4 separate regions of the Homo sapiens genome follow, and all the other regions are linked to region 2. A link is a contact called in ENCODE Hi-C or POLR2A ChIA-PET data. All regions are on one chromosome and are shown on one strand. The core of a region is the stretch at or near the end of the contact, and the rest is flanking DNA. Distances in the headings are between cores, read along the strand shown. Region 1 holds the start of HYCC1 (hyccin PI4KA lipid kinase complex subunit 1). Region 2 overlaps OSBPL3 (oxysterol binding protein like 3). Region 3 overlaps LOC105375199 (a long non-coding RNA gene). Region 4 holds the start of NUP42 (nucleoporin 42).

Region 1 (3,163 bases), core at 424-2,923, 2.0 Mb after region 2:
TGGGTGACAGAGGGAGACTCTGCCAAAAAAAAAAAAAATTAAAAATTGAGTTTCAGCCGTGTATGGTAGTTCATGTCTGTAATCCCAGCACTTTGGGAGGCTGAGGTGGGAGGATCACTTAAGCACTCTACCCCAGTTTGGGTGACAGAGTGAGACCTTGTCTCAAAAATAAATAAATAAATAAATAAATACATTGAGCTCTTCAGTCACACCACATTTCAAGTATTTGATAGCCACATGTGGCTAATGGCTACTATTTTGGACAACACAAATATAGAACATTTTCACCAGTGCAGAAAGCTCTGCTGGACAGTGCTTGTCTGAATATCTTAGTGTAGCTTGTGAGGTCTTTTACAATCTCACCTCAACCTTTTGCTCCAGCCCAATTTTTGGCCGTTCCTCATCATTTAACCCCATCTACCTTCTCAACATTCCACAATGGCTCTGTGCCCTTTCACAGCTCCATGCCTTTGAACATGGTGTTCTCCCTTTCTGAAATACCCTTTGACTTTCTTCTCTGGCAAACTCCCATTTACCTTTTAAGATCCAACTCAAACATTACCTTCCTTGTGGAGTTCGCTGACTTTCCTAAACAGTCATTTCTTGTCCTCTGTTTCCATTGCTCATTGAACCAATCTCTATTGTCCTTATCACTGTAGTTTGTTATTATTTACTCATTAATCTGATCCTCCCTTTGGAGGGGGATCCTATCTGTTTTAGCAATCTGCCCTAATAATTACCTGAAATTGTTTGCTTGATACCCTTTTGATATCAAGTAATATATCTTCTTATTTATGTGCTTGTTATTTATGAGTTCAGCATGTTTGAAAAGTTCACTTAGTGTTTCTGGAGAAATCCTGCCCATTTCTAGTGTAAAGCTAGAATGAACTTCCTGTCTTCTAGGGTGGAGGTCAGTTTTTCTTCTAATTAATCCTGACCAGTCTTGAGAAGGATGTGGTAGGAGAGGTTTACAAGGTCAAAAACAGCAGTACTGTCTGCAGGCGCAGGTTCAGGTGTTCTCGGGTTCCAGTTATTATACAAAACATTTAGTATATGTTCAGAGAAAAAGTAGGGAGGAATGATGGAAAAAATAAAAACAACCCCCATGGAAAGAAAACTGAGGCATCGTATTTGACTTTTTCCAGGCTAAGCCCAAAAGCAATGATGTAGTGAGGGGGAAGTTTGTATTTCCATTTTGCAAAAACGTAATTTTTTTTTCCTCCCGGGATTTGATAAGATTTTGATAAATTCTTGTGAATTTAATTACAGGGAAGTAAATCCTACTGACTAGTAAATTATCAATTTGTTTCTCTTTTCTCACAAAAGAGAAACAAATTGATACCCTTCACATCATCCGGTAAGGTTTATTTTTTTCTGAGAAGGCCATAAGCCCTAACGGCTCAGAATCTAAGAGACCTTCGCTGATTGTCATCGCCTAGCGGCCACCGCAAACCTTACAGTCAATCAACTTCCCTCGGACGCCCGGATCACGCCCATTGCTCAGACCACGCCCACTCAAGGCGCCTCATGGCTCCGCCCCAGGCCCAGCAGAAGAAGATTCTCATTGGTGGAGAAGTTGTTCTGATCCCGCCCCGGAGGACGGCGATAGGCTGAACTGGCGTGGGGCGGTGGTGGTTGGCTGCTTGAGGACGGGTCCCTGGTCGTGCCTGTCAGAGAGGCTGGCGGCAGTGGTGGCTCTCCCGGCTGGGTTGTCAGTCAGTGAGAGGAGGGGGAAGATGGCTCACCGGGACCCGTTCTGCTAGGAAGAAGGGGAGCAGGTGGTGCTGCTACTCGGGAGGAAGCAGAGCAGCCTCCGTCGCTGTCGCTGAGAGCCTCACGAGTCGAGGTCCTGCAGGTGGAGCTCCGGCAGCCGCCCTGGTGAGTCCAGCCGAGAGACCCACGCCGGGCCCCCAGGGCGTCCGGCAACGGATAACTTTTTTTTGTCAGGGAGGAGCCGGGGCGAGGCGGCGGCGAGGACAGGACCGGGACTTTGTCCCTGGGGCCGCGGCTCCACTGGGGGTAACGGCTCCCGCGCGAGGCGCCATGGGTGGGTGCGAGGCGGCGCGGGGCGCTGGGGGCGGCTGGCGGGCGGGTGGGCTGCGGCCGGCGCTGCTCGCCCCGAAGTTGGGCGCAGCCTGCCCGCTGCCTGGAGGGCGGCAGCTTTGTGCGCGCGACTCGGGTCTTTCCTTCCCGGCGAGGAGCAGTCCAGCCTCCTGCTGTGACCCGGGTGCCGCCGCCTCGGCCCCACCGGCCGCCCCTCTGCCGGGTGGGCCTGGGGCGGGAGCCCCCCGTCCCCTCCCTGCCGCGGCGGATGCTCTGGCCTCTGCCTCCTCTCCCACTCGCGCCCTCTACTTCGGCGAGGCCGCCACTGTCCGTCCGGTCTGGTGGCCACAATGGTCACTGTCGACCCCCCGCCCTCGCCCCCTGGAGAGCAGCGTTGGCCCGAGTCGGTCTTTGGTCCCCTGCAGGGCGGAGAGGTTCAGACAGCAGCCACGCTTCCTTCCTTGGTTATTTCGCTGAAGATCTCTTCTTGAGCCCTTGCCCCTTCTTTCTATGAGTTATTCCTCTCCTGAGGCTCATTTTAACATACTCGGGAATCCTCGGGGGTTTGGCTGAAAATGGTTGCATTAAAACACCCCCAAGTTTGTACGCTTCCCCGAAATTTGCTGTCTGCCCGTCAGCTTGCACATGTGTGCTTTGTGAGTTTAGACATTCCTGAAAGATTTTAATTTTGCCTAAGTGGTTTAGTACTGCACAGAATCTGCTCTCTGAGAAATACACTATCACAAGCCTGGCAGCCGCGGCGCTCTTCAGGTAGGGGGAATTTGTTCCACCGGCAGCTACTTCTTATCTCAGAGACTGCCCTACAGGCAGTAGGGCCAAGCTGACCTTTTGCAAATTATTTATCCTTGGATCACACAGTAGTTTTTGGAGCAGGTGGGCCACCTCTTTGGTTCATGTAACACTTTACAGTTTGAGGTTTTCAGCTTTCAAATCTTATTGCCATAAAGTCAGAAAGACTGGGAGGCTTGTTTTCCATGAAAACATTCTACTGCTAACATCCACAGGCACCCCACCTCCCCCGACATTTCCAAGTATTTTTTTTTCTTTAGGTGAATACATTTTAAGGTTTACAGGATGAATAGTAGTCTAAACCACCATA
Region 2 (3,491 bases), core at 648-3,147:
TGCTTTTGGTTTTGAATATGCTGAGCTTGAAGTGTATGGGTGGTATCAGCACAGACATGTCCAGCAACAGTGCAAGAGAGAGGGCAGAGCTGTTGATCAGTTCTGGGAGTCAGCAGTTTAGTTAAAATTGTGACAGTTAAGGGGGCCTTTACCTATAGAACCTTTGGGGCAGGTCCCAGGAGAGAAAGGGGGAAGCCTGTAGTACCTTGGGGAAGGTAAGCCAAGAGGTAGGTAGGGGAAGGGTAACTAGTCACAAAGATTGGAGGACCATAAAATAATAATAATGGTAGTTTCTTAATGAAGTATTTGCTGGAAGTGAGACACTATTCTCTGTACTTTTTGAAAGAACATCACCTGATTTAATTCTCACAATCATTCTCTGGGGTGGGTACTTTTTCCATGATAACCGTTGAGTTGGGGAGGGTAATGTCAAAGAATAAACCAGGAGAGATCTCATGGGAAGGGTGTTAATAGAGCAGGACCTTGAAGTGTCCTGGTACAATTTCAAAAGGTAGAGAAATGGGAGAGAAGGACATTTCAGGTAGAGGGGAGTGATGAGCAAAGGTGAAAACAGTGTTATCCCTTGCAGCTGTAGGGTAAGAATTCATGGGAACCCAAGGGTGGTGCATGGCTACTTCATCCTCTGGCCATTGGAGAGCCACAGAATGTTTTGAGCAAGGGAATATGTGTTAATCAGTTCAACTGGTAGTCAAATACAAAAATTAAATGTTGTATGATTGGAAGATTTCTGTGTGTACACTGTGGGAAGGAGGGATGATAGGAAACAGGAAAAATTACCATAAAAATTTGAGATAATGTAGATGACCTGTGAATACAGATTTAGAGTGTCTGCAAACAGGCATTGTGATGGCTCATGCAAATTCAGTCTCTTAAGCTGAATTTGCCTGTGTGGCAGTGTATTGCTTATCTTATGTATTAGTCACTTAGGGGATGTTTTTCATATATTTTCCAGAAGACTGTGAATGGGGAATAAGCAAAGTGGCGGTAAATAAAAAAATGATTATTTGTTGACATAAATTTGTATGTATGTGATTTATATATGAATTTTGCCTGGGAAATAATGATCAGCCTCATGAGGCACAACAAGCCCAGCCTCTTTAGAGAGGCGTTGTGTTTGTACTAGCAGTTCTTTTACCTTATAAACATACATATACACAAACATAGTGTAAAACTCCACCCTAATTAGGTTTTCAGCTCAGTCTTTCTCTGGGCCAGTGTCTTCTTTAATTTTGTTTTGTGTGTGTGTCATTAAGGAATGATACCAATAATAGGGTGTCAAAAAGGAAAGACTTTGGCCTAAACATGGCTCAGAAAAAGGACTGCCTGGCCTTCTTCATGCACACCTGCCAATGCATCATACTTCTGACTTGTAATTCCTGTTTTTCTAGTCTTTGATCGCGTGGGGCAAAATAACATTCCAGCTTGTTTGTTACTTTGAGTTCTGCATCATTTGTTCCTTGATTAAGGGCCTGGAAGCCCCACTTGTTTGTGGCATCCAGAGGTCTTATTTTCCTGGGTGTGTGTAGCTAGGTGTAGATAGATCTTTATATTAGATGACTGCCTTTTCTGACCCACAGATAAGACACCTTTGTCTGACAGATGCTAGGGGTCAGAAGGACAGGATGTGGGAGTTTGGTTTCTTTTGTAAAATGTGCAGTGTGTGGTCTCCGCAGGTGCTGGATTTCTCTTCGCGGCTAAGAACTTCCCAGTCTGGGGAAAATACCCATGTTGTAGGAAGCGAGATCTGTGGGTCTTGCTGTAGCTAGTTAACTCAGGCTGAGGTTTAGCAAGTCATGGACCTCCCACATCCTTTTAACAGTACTGTTTCTCCTCTCTCTCAGATGACTTGTGTGAGACTTAGCCAGGTGTCAATGGATGTGAAGGGGGTTTGGAGGAAACAAGGGCAAGACAACATTCTGGCTGGACAGGGAGCCAGCTGGAGGGGTGGGGCCACATGAATGGGACACACCCTTGAGGGAAGTGGTTCTAAACCTCAGCAGTGTCAGAGTGTCCTGGAGGGACTGGTAAAACACTTGAGTTGAGTCCGTCGCAGTGGCTAATGCCTGTAATCCCAACACTTTGGGAGGCTGAGGTGGGAGGATTGCTTGAGGTTAGGAGTTCAAAACCAGCCTGGTTAGAATACTGAGACTCAGTCTCCACAAAAACAAACAAATTAATTATTTAATAAAACAGATTGCTGGGCCCCACCCCCACAGTTTCTGATTTAGTGGGTTTCTGATTTAATGGGACCTGAGATTCTACAATTCTAATAAGTTATTAGGAGATACTGACTCTGGTTCATGGACCCCTTAGCAAATCCAAGCATTGGTTCAGCAGGCAGAAGACCAAGTCTTAACCAGCCTGGAGTCCATTCTGATTCCGAGAAGAACCAGAGAATTCTGGTTATCATTAGATTGTCATAACCCCCTTATTTTATATAACACTTCCACATTTGTAAATCACTTTAATATATGTTTCTTCTCACAACAAAATAACCCTGTGAGGTAGGCAGGGGATTTATTAACCTTGTTGGACGACTAAGGAAAATAAGATTGAAGACAGATGACTGACTTACCCTAGGGGCAAAAATAGTTGAGCTCATACTTATATCTAGATTTTCTTACTGTAGATTTATTGCTCCTTCTACATTGTCTTTTTTCCTTGGAAAATACTACATTTTATTCAAATGATTTTGAGACAAAACAAAATTAGGGAGATGTAGAATCCTTTCGCTCATGCATTAACAGTAAATATTTTTTGAAGACATAATACAGAGCACATACTTATTGTTGAATAAATGAATGAATGGTTTCCATAACTTCCCTAACTACTTCTGAACTCATGCACTTTAGTGGCCCAGTAGTCTCAATTACAAATAATAAGAAAAGCACAATAATTAATTAATACAACATGCCTATTAAAAATACTTCCCAAAACATTGCCTTTAAAGCTAGTAAAAAGCTTAGAGATCATCTGCTTAGGTATTGCTCAATGTTTGTCCAACTTTACTTATTTTAATCACAGCCCCCAACACAAAACAACTTTTAAGTTTAGAATAGTTTTAGAGGTAGAGAAAAGATGTGAAGATAGTACAAAAAATTCCCATATGCCCCAAGTGGTTTTCCCATTGTCAATATCTTACCTTAGTATACTTTTGTCACAATTAATAGACCAGTACTGTTGCAGTATTAATAACTAAAATCTATACTTCATTCAGATTTCCTTAGCTTTTCCTTAGTGTCCTTTTGCCGTTCCAGGACTCCATGTGGGGTTCTACATTATCTTGGTTGCCATGTCTCCTTAGATTCCTCTTGGCTGTAATAGTTTCTCAGGCTTTCCTTGTGTTTGATGACCTCGAGAGCTTTGAGGAGTAGTGGTAAAGTATTTTGTAGAGTATGTCTCCACTGGGATTTGTCTGATGATTTTCTTGTATTGGACTGGGGTTATGGGTTTTGGGGAAGAAGATTACA
Region 3 (3,303 bases), core at 747-3,246, 1.0 Mb before region 2:
CCTTCCATAGCCTTGATCGTGGACTTTGGCCTCCAGAGCTAGGAGATAATTCATTTCTGTTGTTAAGCCACCCAGCCTCTGGCACTTTGTTACAGCAGTCCCAGGACACTTATGTGGGTTGAGCATCCCTTATTTGAAGTGCTTGGGGCCAGAAGTGTTTCGGATTTTAGGGTTTTTATTTTTTATTGTTTTGAATTTTGGAATATTTGCATATACATAATGAGATATGTTAGGAATATGACCCGAGCCTAAACATGATATTTATTTATGTTTAATATACACGTATGCACATAGCCTGAAGGTAATTTTATATAGTATTTTAAATAATTTCATGCATAAAACAAAGATTTGACTGCATTTTGACTGTGACCCATCACATGAGGTTAGGTGTGGAATTTTCCACTTGTGGCATTGTGTCAGCATTCAAAAAATGTCAGATTTTCAGACTAGGGATACTCGACCTGTACACACAAAAAAACCTTATTTTGATGTATGTATTCTTGCAGATCACCTCAAGTCTTTGGGAGAAGGTGCAGAATAAATAAATATAAATAACATTGAACCAACAGCAGTTTCTGAGTGTGGACTGAATTACCACAGGGTGTGCAAGGGGAGTGTGTCCACCGTTTTGTAGCTTAGCATGGTTTCTGGAACTTAGTTCATGTTCAACACATGTTAGTAGTAGTAGTAGCAGTAGTTGTTGTTATTAGTATTATTATTATAACTACATGAACCGGGCATTTTAAAATTTATTTCAATATTTAATTTAGAGAAGTACATGTATATATATTTTGGAGACAGAGTCTCACTGTATCTCGAGTCTGGAGTGCAGTGGCATGATCTCACTCAGCTCACTGCAACCTCCACCTCCCAGGTTCAAGCAATTCTCGTTCCTCAGCTACCCAAGTAGATGGGACTACACGCACCCACCACCACGCCTGGCTAATTTTTTTATTTTTAGTAGAGACAGGGTCTCACCATATTGGCCAGACTGGTCTCGAACTCCTGACCTCAAGTGATCTGCCCGCCTCAGCCTCCCAAAGTGTTAGGATTACAGGCGTGAGCCACTGTGCCCGGCCCTTGGCAAGGCTATGTTAAAACAAAGGATGTTATGGGTTACCTAATAACTTGACATAGTGTATTTTTTTGTTTTGTTTTGTTTTGTTTTTGTTTTTGTTTTTGTTTTGAGACTGAGTTTTACTCTTGTCGCCCAGGCTGGAGTGCAATGGTGTGATCTTGGCTCACTGCAACCTCTGCCTCCTGGGGCCAACCAATTCTCCTGCCTCAGCCTCCGAGTAGCTGGGATTACAGGTGTGCGCCACAACGGCCAGCTAATTTTTGTATTTTTAGTAGAGACGGGGTTACACCATATTGGCCAGGCTGGTCTCAAACTCCTGACCTCAGGTGATCCATCCGCCTTGGCTTCCCAGAGTGCTGGGATTACAGGCATGAACCACCGTGCCCAGCCCATAGTGGTAATTTCTTAATGCCTTTGTGGAACCAGCTCAGTGGTTGGGACACTTTTACAGGTGAGTGGGCTTTGAAGCATAAGGCTCTTCAGGGCAAGTCCCTTAGGAGCAGCCTTATAAAGACGTAAGGCAATGCTGACCTCTCTCGTGGCATGGGTCTCCCCTCTGGGCAGCAGCCCCTGCTGATGGCGGGGATAGTTCAGAAGGAATTTGGTGGCCGGGAACGTCCTCTGTGCTGAGCGCACCCTCTAGTCCTTTGCCATGCAGCTGTGGCGATTTGCGTAGCCTGTGCTATTTATAACTGCATATTTGCTCAGAAAGAACCATCTCATTTTCTGACTGCAGCTGCCCACACGGGTCTGGCCGCCGCTGGGGTTTTCCAGCAGGCCACCACGCCGCCACATCACTTGAGAGCATCTTCCGTGGGTTCTGCCTCGTTCTCCTGCCCTCATGACGTTCTGTGGTTTCACTTTGGCTCACTCATTCATCTCACAGCCATGCATTGAGCACCTACTATGGGCCAGACACTATCCAAGGCCCTCAGAAAACTGAGTGAGACACATGTGCTGCAAATCCCTCCCTCAAGTAGCTTGCAGGCTATGAGGAAGACTGATAGGCAATTTACTGTGCAGGTTCTTAGCCTTTGGTGTTAGTTTCTACCTTCTCTTCCTCTGTTTTCAAACCAGATCCTTGGCGGGAACCTGCCATGCCGCAAGCTTGTTTTTGTCTTTCCATTCACTGTCAAACTCTACCACGTGATTGCACCCACTCATTAAATGCCCTGCAGCCTGGCTTCCTGCCTAGATCACCAGTCACTCATACCGGCTACCCTCCCTTTACCCTCACGTTTCAGTTCTCTTTTGACTGTGAAGACCTAGTGTTGGACCCAGTGGAACACCTGTGTGTCTCCGCACGTGGCGCCCGCGCTGGCTAGCCTCACTCCTTTGCTCTGCTCCCTCTGACATGGGTTCTGTCACCTCCTCTTCCCTTGGGACCCAGGAGCCCTGACTTCAACCTGATCTTCCTTCTCTCCAGTTCCCAAACCCAGCCAGTCCCAGGCCGTCGTGTTCCCTCCCATCTCTGGAGGACTCATTTGGCAAGTGTCATGATTTACCTTGTGGTTTATCAAGGGGTACTGTTGATTGGTAGTTATTTTTGTCATCTCATAATTTGAGTTTTCATGCAGATTGTGAATGGTCCTTGTTCACAGAGCTAATAAGCAGTCCCTTCTGGCTGAATCTGCTGAGGACTGGCAATAGATATTTTCCCTTCTCTTTAGCTAGTTAGCTAGTGTGCCAGGCCTGGCCTGTGAGGCCATTCCTTCCCAGCTGTGCTGTGTAATGCAGGAGGCTGGCCCTTGTGGGCTATTTCTTAGGATCCGGTGTCAGCTGCTTTCTGGCTGGGTTTGGCCAATGGAAGGCACCAATGGGAACTGCATGGTGAGAAGAAGAGAGAAGCCACAATGTTTCTCCTTGCCCTTCCCTGTCTTGAATGGCATCTACAGCTCCAGCTCCTACCAATCAGGCCCCTGTGGTTCCAGCTTCTGCAGGGTGACCTGGCTTCTTCTGGCTTCTGGTAACACTGCTTCCTCCTTTGATCCTCCACTTTAGGGGCAGTATAGCTTCCTGTCCCTGCTCATCTCTGGGTTATGTCACCGTCTCCTAGTAACTGCTCAGCTTTGTTGTCTCCTGAGCAACCAAAATACTCAGAGTGGTTTCTGTTCCCTGGCTAGATTATGGCAGACATGGTTATTCCTGCCTTCTTCCCTTCCTTCCCTCTCTTCTTCCCTTGTTCCCTCCCTTTTTCCTTCCTTCCTTCCAATTAGTTATTTATT
Region 4 (3,234 bases), core at 486-2,985, 1.8 Mb after region 2:
CTCCTTTTTTTTTTTTTTTTTTTTTTTTACATTGCTTTTGGTCTTCATACTTATAATTCCAGAAACATTCATTTGTTTCTGGGAGCTAAATACAATTTGTCTGCCAAATTTTGTTTACACTCACATTCATCAGACATGAGTCCTAATTTTCGGTCTGAAATATTTCACTAGATTAATTGTGGAGGAAATAAAAGGACTGTCTTCCCTGAAGTGGGATCAGACGTGAAACCATCACGCAATACAAGGTTTAAAGGTTAGATGAGGCCCGCCGCGGTCGCTCACGCCTGTAATCCCAGCACTTTGAAAGACGGAAGCGGGAGTATCACCTTAGGTCACGAGTTCGAGACCGGTATGGCCAAAATGGCAAAACCCTGTCTCTACTAAAAATACAAAAATTATCAAGGGCATGGTGGCGGGCACCCGTAATCCCAGCTACTCGGGAGACTGAGGCATAAGAATCGCTTGAGCCTGGGAGGCGGAGGTCGCAGTGAGCCGCCTGACTGAGAGAGCAAGACTCCGTCTCAAAATAAAATAAAAAAATAAAGGTCAGATGAATAGCCCTAAAGGAGGGGAAGGAAGGGAGACAGCACCGAATTATTAACCCGATCTTTAAAAATCTTGTGTTGTTCTAAGGTTTCATGTCTAATCTCTCCTTTCCTTGAAGATAAAAAGCTTTGACAATGATCTAGGCCCAGGGACTAGATCAACGTGGCCCCCGCATCTCCTTTCCTCACCTCCCGGATAGCCCTTAACTGGGCGTCCCACATTCCCAATTTCACCCCAAATTTATGAGCAGGTGCATTTTTGCGGTATGGCTCTATAGGTTTTATTAGATTTTCTTTTTTTCTTTTCTTTCTTTCTTTTTTTTTTTTTGATAGTCTCGCTCTGTCGCCCAGGCTGGAGTGCAGTGGCACGATCTCGGCCCACTGCAACCTCCACCTCCCGGGTTCAAGCGATTCTCCTGTCTCAGCCTCATGAGTAGCTGGGATTACAGGCGCGCGCCACCACGCCCGGCTATTTTTTTTTTTTTTTTTTTTTTTGGTATTTTTAGTAAAGACGGTGTTTCACTATGTTGGTCAGGCTGGTCTCAAACTCCTGACCTCGTGATCCGCCCGCCTCGGCCTCCCAAAGTGCTGGGATTACAGGCGTGAGCCACCGCCCGGCCGGTTTTATTAGATTTTTTCAAAGAAGTCCACGACTTCTCCAAAATGAAGTCCTGATTCTGACCCAAGCTGCTAGCCTCACCCTCGAAAAAACAACTTAGTAAAAATTATATTCAATTCCGGCATTTACCTACAAGGTAGTTTCGATAGGTACTTCCGATTTAAAAACTCAGTTTCGCACAAGCATCCAGGCCCAAACCCAGGTCCTCAGAAGCTCAATAAAAACGGACCACATGAATAATATGTAGATAAAACCCTCGGTTTAAAAACGTTGTGCAGGGCCCAGTAGGGCCGGCAAGGCCGCGACGCGGGCACGTTGGGGTCACCAGCAGCGGGAAACACGCGGGACGCCCGGTCCCCGCCGGCGGACCCTTCCCGGCTCGGTTACCGCGGAGGATTCAGAGGAGAGTCACCTGAAGGCTGCTGCTGCGGTTGCTGCCGTCCTCCTCCTGCACCCCTAGCACCGGGATGTTCGTTCCAGCACCGATCTCCAAAGCGGCACCGGCCTTGAAGGAAGAATTGACAAATGGCCATTGCGACGGCGTCGCTGACGGAGGGCGTCTTCAGTCTGCACCGTTCGATGCCTGTTACTGGGCAGAGAGCCCTAAGGCAACCTCGGCGCCCGGCCGGGCTACTGTGACGTCATCTTCTCGCGCCTGGGAAGGCCTTTTTCCGCCTCTCACCCGGCAGTGCCATGAGACGCATGGACTTGAGCCAATAGGACTTGAGAAGAGCGGACCGCTCTGACGCTTTGAGTGTGTCCTGGGAAGGAGGGATGCTTGAACGGTTACGTGAAGACCGGAGGCGCGTTTGACCCCGGTGCAGGGCCTCGGACTACAGGAAGGCTGGAGGTCCAAAATGAGAGGAAAGCGGAGCAAGCAAACGCAGAACTTCAGCAAGGCCCTCAGAGGAGAATTAGCTATGATTTGAGAGACTGAGTCGTTCTTGCTGAGACGGTAAAACTTAGCTTGGGCTGAGAAAGTAACAAACTGCCTAGCCTTTCATCTGGATGGATAACAGAGTCAAATAAAGCCAGACGACGTTAAGAGGAAACAATGTTTCTTTTAGGACATGCTGCAACGGAAAAGTATTACCACTTAAGTACATTCTTACTACACACTGAGAAACCTTGTTATTTCTTCTTTTTTTTTTTTTTTTTTGAGACGGAGTCTCGCTCTGTCGCCCAGGCTGGAGTACAGTGGCAGAGCTTGGAGGCAAGCTCTGCCTCCAAGGTTCATGCCGTTCTCGTGCCTCAGCCTCCCGAGTAGCTGGGACTACAGGTGCCCGCCACCACGCCCGGCTAATTTTTTTGTATTTTTAGTAGACACGGTTTCACCGTGTTAGCCAGGATGGTCTCTATTTTCTGACCTCGTGATCCGCCCGCGTCCGCCTCCCAAAGTGCTGCGATTACAGGTGTGAGCCACCGCGTCTGGCCGAAACCTTGTTCTTTCAAGTCCACATAAACGTTGCTATTTGAAATTATATCAGAACGAGTGAAAAGTCCCATCCTTGCCTGGAGGATCTAAGTCTCTTTGACGCAGAGAAGCAGCCTCAATTTCTATCCAGGTGTAGAGCTTCAGATAAACGGTTCTGAAAACATTCTGTATTTTCTTAACTTTGCAGTTTCCAAGGAAACATGCCCTACATTCAATTCTCGTCCAGACCTGATGTTAATGCCTTTACACACAGCTATGCTTTGAGATTTCATTTAAATTTCACCTAAACTTCACTCTCCCCGCCAAAACATACAATAACTACCTTTTATTTTGTACGGTGAGACACACCACAGCTCCTCTGGTGTGCAGTCTTCTTGATTGCAATAAGTCAATAGATCTGACTTTGTTGGATTACAGGTTTGTGCTGGTGGTTTTAGGATTATTGAGCTGGGAGTGAGCCATCATTCTTGCTCATGTAATTTGTTTGGATTTTGAAGACAGCAGAATCTACAGGACGGGAACTACTTGTCCAAACTAGTTTTTTATTTTCTTTAATCAATGCAATTCATTTATTTTGAAACAAATTTATGGAAAAGTTACAAATAACAGTACAAAGAACTTTTTTCCTGAACCAT

Evidence for each region. Hi-C counts contacts between places; a loop is a spot of excess contacts on that map. ChIA-PET counts read pairs that join two places held with the same protein, here RNA polymerase II (POLR2A). Pooled maps may share reads with other maps.
Region 1: a loop to region 2 is called in a pooled map, with 4 times the contacts of the local background. The contact joins the promoter of HYCC1 here to the enhancer-like site in region 2. A Hi-C loop is called at or near these places in 1 of 37 single-sample maps with no recorded cell type and 3 of 50 pooled maps. POLR2A ChIA-PET finds 5 or more read pairs at or near these places in 1 of 52 experiments (WTC11).
Region 3: a loop to region 2 is called in a map with no recorded cell type, with 12 times the contacts of the local background. The contact joins two enhancer-like sites. A Hi-C loop is called at or near these places in 7 of 37 single-sample maps with no recorded cell type and 4 of 50 pooled maps.
Region 4: a loop to region 2 is called in a pooled map, with 2.7 times the contacts of the local background. The contact joins the promoter of NUP42 here to the enhancer-like site in region 2. A Hi-C loop is called at or near these places in 2 of 50 pooled maps. POLR2A ChIA-PET finds 5 or more read pairs at or near these places in 2 of 52 experiments (Caco-2 and PC-9).

The regions. Positions count from the first base shown.
Region 1 is chr7:23,012,640-23,015,802 of GRCh38, reverse strand. It overlaps HYCC1 (hyccin PI4KA lipid kinase complex subunit 1), which reads left to right and starts at 1,673. Exons shown (of 11, transcript NM_032581.4): 1 at 1,673-1,878. RefSeq lists enhancers at 1,343-1,522, 1,683-1,872, 2,290-2,971 and a silencer at 2,063-2,332.
Region 2 is chr7:24,964,422-24,967,912 of GRCh38, reverse strand. All of the region lies in intron 1 of OSBPL3 (oxysterol binding protein like 3), which reads left to right. Among named protein-coding and RNA genes, the nearest start is that of OSBPL3, 14 kb to the left of the region's middle. RefSeq lists an enhancer at 1,577-1,736. Within about 2 kb of position 1,897, at least 11 of the 41 ENCODE cell types and tissues checked have a DNase peak (open chromatin) inside an H3K27ac peak, as active enhancers do; they include PC-9, where a contact is called at or near this core.
Region 3 is chr7:25,967,309-25,970,611 of GRCh38, reverse strand. All of the region lies in intron 6 of LOC105375199 (a long non-coding RNA gene), which reads left to right. Among named protein-coding and RNA genes, the nearest start is that of MIR148A, 19 kb to the right of the region's middle. RefSeq lists enhancers at 1,615-2,054, 2,505-2,564. Within about 2 kb of position 1,996, at least 5 of the 41 ENCODE cell types and tissues checked have a DNase peak (open chromatin) inside an H3K27ac peak, as active enhancers do.
Region 4 is chr7:23,180,549-23,183,782 of GRCh38, reverse strand. It overlaps NUP42 (nucleoporin 42), which reads right to left and starts at 1,735. Exons shown (of 7, transcript NM_007342.3): 1 at 1,577-1,735. The coding sequence starts at 1,697. RefSeq lists enhancers at 1,371-1,440, 1,541-2,140.